Regions from separate parts of the Homo sapiens genome. Here region 2 is linked to region 1. A link is a contact called in ENCODE Hi-C data. All regions are on one chromosome and are shown on one strand. Each heading gives the region's core, a stretch centred on a gene start or an enhancer-like site at or near the end of the contact. The rest is flanking DNA. Distances are from core to core; before and after follow the strand shown.

The links. Hi-C counts contacts between places; a loop is a spot of excess contacts on that map. Pooled maps may share reads with other maps.
Region 2: a loop to region 1 is called in a map of PC-9, with 7 times the contacts of the local background. The contact joins the enhancer-like site here to the promoter of KCNS3 in region 1. A Hi-C loop is called at or near these places in 2 of 168 maps with a recorded cell type or tissue (PC-9 and gastrocnemius medialis) and 6 of 50 pooled maps.

What each region holds. Positions count from the first base shown.
Region 1 is chr2:17,877,403-17,880,102 of GRCh38, forward strand. KCNS3 (potassium voltage-gated channel modifier subfamily S member 3) reads left to right here and starts at 1,265. Exons shown (of 3, transcript NM_002252.5): 1 at 1,265-1,404. RefSeq lists silencers at 876-1,035, 1,046-1,245, 1,336-1,385.
Region 2 is chr2:18,047,124-18,049,823 of GRCh38, forward strand. No RefSeq gene overlaps it. Among named protein-coding and RNA genes, the nearest start is that of KCNS3, 170 kb to the left of the region's middle. RefSeq lists an enhancer at 322-1,521. Within about 2 kb of position 1,373, at least 4 of the 41 ENCODE cell types and tissues checked have a DNase peak (open chromatin) inside an H3K27ac peak, as active enhancers do; they include PC-9 and gastrocnemius medialis, where a contact is called at or near this core.

The sequences.
Region 1 (2,700 bases), core at 15-2,514:
AAGCCCACAAGATACGGTGAGGATTACTGCCTTTTTCTGATTTCCAACGTGGGTTTTTCATTAAGCAAAGAACAATTAGAAAACCCACACATAACATAGGGTATTCAGTAAGTTCAGGAAAGTGTTTTCCACCATCTCTTTGCCCCCATTCCCTCCCCAGCGCTTGGCTCAAGGTCTGGAGCTTGAATCTGCATCGTCTTCCTAGGTGCTTGCCTGAGGTGAGTGGTCAGCGGGTGCTGGCTTGGGGGCAGCTGGCAGGGCGTATGCTGCGGGTAGGAACCCAGGGAACACTGGGCGCCTTAGCTTGGAGCAGCTGGCTCCGAGGAATTGTTCCACGTCTGCACAACTTAAAAATCTGCAGTTTGGGGGCGGGAGGGGGAGCGCGGGGGTGGGTCCCGAAGCGTCCCATTTCTCCTCCTGGCTGTTAACTGAGCGCTCTCGCTCAGTGCAGCGAGGCCAGCGATGCCTTCTGGACCACACGCTGTCCTCGCCGAGGTCCTGGTTTGTTCCTCAACGTCGGCTGAAGGCATCGTCCCCTGACTTCCTCTTCCATTCGTCCTTCCGAAAGGGGACCCGACTGGTTCCTCTTCTACATATGAGGCGCATCTGCTTGGTGCAAATGTCCAAGCACCTCTTCTGACTCGGTGAGTGGAGGAATAAGACAAAGCATCTTGTTCTGCACTGTGCCTGAGTCTTCAGGCAGCGGGACCGATGGCAAACATTGGCAGGAACTGGAGCTATATGTACTCTCCTTCGCACTTTGTTTTAAAACAAGTTTGGGCCTCGCGATTTCCTGAGGAAATCCAGGCAAATTAGCAAAGTGTCGCTTGGGCCGCGACTTTAGAAAGGCGGTTGCCCCAGCCGCCGGGGCCGCGGGGGAGGTCATCTTTTTCCCGCAGGGCCACGGCGCTTCCGGCCCAGGAGGGCGCGCAGGTGGGAGGCGCGGGGCGCGCTCCTGGTCCCACCCGGACAGCGCCTGCCGCTCCGGGGTGACTCTGCACTTGGGCCTGGGCGGGGGCGCGCGGCCGGCAGGGCAGCATCTAGGTCTATGGGTCTGTCCGCCTGTCTGGCGGTCGGAGCCCCGCAGTCCTCAGCCGCCCGCGCCCTCGGCCCGGGGCGCCCGGCTGCGGGCCCGAAGCGAGGGGCTGGCGGAGCTGCGACCAATGGGGCGGCGGCCGAGCGGCGGGCCCCGCCCCGTCCCGTCCGGCCCCGCCCCGCCCGCAGCTCCCGGGAGCCTCGCTCTAGCGGGGCGGGACCGACGGACAGACCGGCCGACGCGGGCCACCCCGCTCTCCTCGCCGCCGCGGCGGCAGGCGCGGGGCCGCGCCGCGAGGCCTGATCCCTGCAGCGCGGGCAGGCGGCGTCGCAGAGCGGAGCTAGCTGGATGCGTCCGGACTCCTGCAGGTACCTGGCTGGCGTCCCCACCTCCCTGCGCGCTCCGGAGACTTCTCCGGGCGACCCTGCAACTTTACCGCGCCTTCCCCCACCTTTTGCTGCCCCAGTCTCCTGTGGTCCAGGTCGCGGGTGCACGACCCCGAGGGTCTACGGCCGCAGAGCACTTTCCGTCCTTCTGGGCGTCTGGCCCGCGGCGCCCGCATCCTCTGGTCCCCAGAGCCCGCCGTCGCTGGAGCCCTAAGGCTCCGCCTGTTGCGTGAACTGCGGGCTGTTGAAGCGGTGGCTGGGTTGATTTGAAAGCCTCGGGGAAGGTATTTAGGATCAGCTTTCGGGGAGTGGGGTGGGCTATGGTCAGGGGGAGGACCACCTGGAGGCGGGAGAATCGATGAGCCGAAGAAAGGCGGCACCTCGCGTAGGGGCATCCCCGGGGCGTTTCCTTGGCCGGGAAGCCGTTCCTTCCCTTCCTCGAGAGGAGGCGCTTTCCTGGCGCTTGTAAATGCTTCCCGGGCCGTCTGCTCCGCCTTCTTTGTCATTCCTCCCCTCCCCTTTGCCCTGCAGCTGTGCTAGGCGCCCCGCGACAGTTGCAGGGAAGAGCGAACCCAGGGCCCTTGCTCTCGTGCAGCGCTGCGCCCTGGGTGGGGACGGCGTGAGGCTTGCAGCGCAGGTGTGGAGTCACTTGCGGACTCTGCGTTTGGATCAGTGGCAGTGGTGGGGAAGGGTCACCCCGGGGTCAGGAACTCCTCTTTTTTTTTTCGCGCCTTTCTGGGTGGCTGCCCGACCTCCTGAGGCACCTTGGCTAGCAAGCGAGCCAGTCTTGCCGGCAGGGGCCGCGGCGAGCCTGGCTGGGCGCCTTTCGCATTGCAGGGCTTGTCCTGCACCCCCAACCCCGCTCTGTCCCTTCTCGTTCATTTGGAGAAAGGAGCACCTTTTGCATTCTTGATGTCTCCCCCCGGTTTTGTCTGGGGAGACCGAGCCGAAAGCTTCACTCGGGTGGCCCGCAGCAGGGGCAGAGGACAGCAAAGAGCTACCTCCACCTGCCAAAATGACCCAGGGGCCCTGGTTTGGTGCCAAGGCGTGAAGTGGGGGGAGGGGCGGTAGGTGTTCCTTACGTTCCTGCCGGAGAGTAGCTTTGTGGTTGGCCCGGAGCCTTCGTTCGGGTTTTTTGTCTTTCACCCTACCCTCTGAAAATACTGGAGCAGATGAGTACAAACAGTTCAGAAGCCTTTCCTGTTTCTTTCCCTGTATTTACTCAAGCGATTTGCGTAACCATTCACTTGGAACTGTGTAAGTCACTCCTAGTTGCCC
Region 2 (2,700 bases), core at 123-2,622, 170 kb after region 1:
TCAAATGCAAGCCCACTCAGAGCTTGTTTCCTTCTTTATCCTAAATAATTTCAAAGTGCTTCAAGCAGTTTTATAAAAGCAAAAAGCAAGCAGCTGATTTCATTTGGCGACACAGAGGGCTAAATTAGGTCATATTATGTTAGGTCATTCCCAGGGCTAATTAACTGATTGTCCTCATGGTGGCCCAAGGAGTCAGCTGTGCTTGCAGCTGTGCCTAACATAGACCTACTCTGTTAACGCATTCTGGTTTTGCTTTCTGAGGTTTCAGTTACCCATGGTCAATGGCAGTCTGAAAATTTTAAGTGGAAAATTCCAGAAATAAACGATTCATAAGTTTTAAATTGTCTGCCATTGTGAATAGCATGATGAAATCTCATGTAATCCTGCTCTGTCTTGCCGGGGACATGAATCCTCTCTTTGTCCAGTGTCTCCATGCTCTCTACCCTCCCCACCTGTCACTTTGTAGCCCTCTAGGTTGTCAGATCAGCTGTCACAGTATGGCAATGCTTGTGTTCAAGTTACCTTTATTTTATTTAATAATGGCCCAAGGTGCAAAAGCAGTGATGCTGGCAATTTGAATATGCCAAAGAGAAGCCATAAAGTGCTTTCTTTAAGTGAAAGGTGAAAGTTCTCAACTTAATAAAGAAACAAAATCATATGCTGAGGTTGTGAAGAACTGCAGTGAGAACAAATCTATTTGAGAAATTGTGAAGATGGAAAAAGAAATTTGTACATAGTATATATAGGATCTCATACTCTATGTGGTTTCAGATATCCACCGGGGGTCTTGACACATATCCCCCATGAATAAGGGGGGACTACTGTACTCACAGTCTAATGATTTGTTCACAGGGGATTTACATCATTTGATCATCTCAAAAGCCTTGTGTGACAGGTGAGATTATGAACTGTTTCATAACGGAGGAAACTATGGCTCAAGATTAAGTCATGTGCCTCAGGGCACATTCCAGCCACTCCCTGCCCCCAGACTGCCAGGCCTCTCTGAGACTATTAAATCCTCCCTTGGCACTCCACCAACCTATCTCTCTGTGAACTGAGCATTCGATGCTGCTAACATGCCCTCCTCAAAACATTCCACCCCTGTGACTTTCATGACACTGTACCACCCCCTCTGTGCAGTTCAAGGGGGACACTGGATAAGATGATTTTCTCAAAAAGTCCTCAGAACGTCTTCACCTTCTCTGGCTTCATTATCTTGGTGTAGGACGCTACCACCGCCACCACCGCCTTCCCGTTCTCTTCTTCCTCATCCAACATTTCTGGAAACTGGACCAGTGCTCCTTCCAAGTCCTTCTGTATCCGGGCTTATCACTGTAATGGATTAGTCAGGGTGAATAGGGGTTTGGTGCTGGGGTTCTCAACACCGAAAGTAATTCTGGCTACACTGGAATGCATTTTTTTATTAGTCAGTACACAAATGTATACATAGTCCATTTGTTTCCCAAATTAAAATATTTCACAGTGTTTAGAAACAGAAAGTGAACATCAGAATTCTGTGAGGGTATATTTATGGAAGGATGGATTTTTGCAAGAAACATTTGATATGCTGTACTATATTACCTGCTTTAGCTGCCATAACCAAGAACCACAGACTGGGTGGCTTAACAAACAGAAATGTATTTCCTTATAGTTCTGGAGGCTTGAAATCCAAGCTCACGGTGCTGGTGAGTTGGCTTCTCCTGGGCCACTCTCCTTGGCTTTGGATGTCCCCAGCCTTCCCCTGTGTCTTCATATGCTCTTCCCTCTGTGTGTGTCTGTGTCCTAGCCTCCTCTTCTGATGAGGGCACGAGAACCCAACCTGATGTTTTCATTTTAACTTAATTACCTTCTTAAAGACCTTAAACAACTCTGCTTTTTACCTGCAGTTTTGGGGTGGCCCAGACGATGGGGTATGCAGGTATGTTTTAAAGACCTTATCTCCACATAGTCACATTCTGAAGTATTGGGGGTTAGGATTTTAATAAGTGGAATTTGGGGGACACAGTTCAGCTCACAACATATATAGTGTATCTTTTCCAGATAAAAGCAAACACTGTAAAAATATAAATATAGATTAAAAGATACAAGCACAATATTTTTCTGGATTTGCTCTTCTGGGTACTATAGATTGCTTAGCATAACAATCATTTTTATACATTTTTCTTTCAAAAGTTATTATTCTCAAACAGCGGGGAAGGGGTGGAACCTGGAAAAGGTGTTGATTAGGTGGGATGATGGGTCTCACCTGACACATGAAGCCAGGGCTGATGGGCTGATGTGGTGGGTGCTGTATCCAATGGCCTCCTAGAAGAACAGGTGTGCCTGCTGCAGCAGCCTGGCCTCAGGTGGGGCTCTTCTCAGTGTCCCACTGGTTCTGGGCCCTGGGCACATGGGCCTGCAGAGATTAAATGGGGACTGCTGGAGCTCACGTTTCCCGTTGGCTGGGTCCTGTGCTTGGCTGTAGGAGACTCAGGCAGGAATCCACTTGATCCTGACCCTCGGGGCTCACAATACAATGGTAGAGACTTATCTGTCTGAGAAGATAAGAAGTGAGAAGTGAGAAATGAGTTCAAGACCATGCTGTGGGAGCTCGATGAAGGTAGGAGCCAGTTTTACTAGAGGCTGACCCCCTTGCCTGCTCTGACACACAAGCTAGGAAAGCTATGAAAGTTCAGAGGTCACTCCCTCTGAACAAGGCAC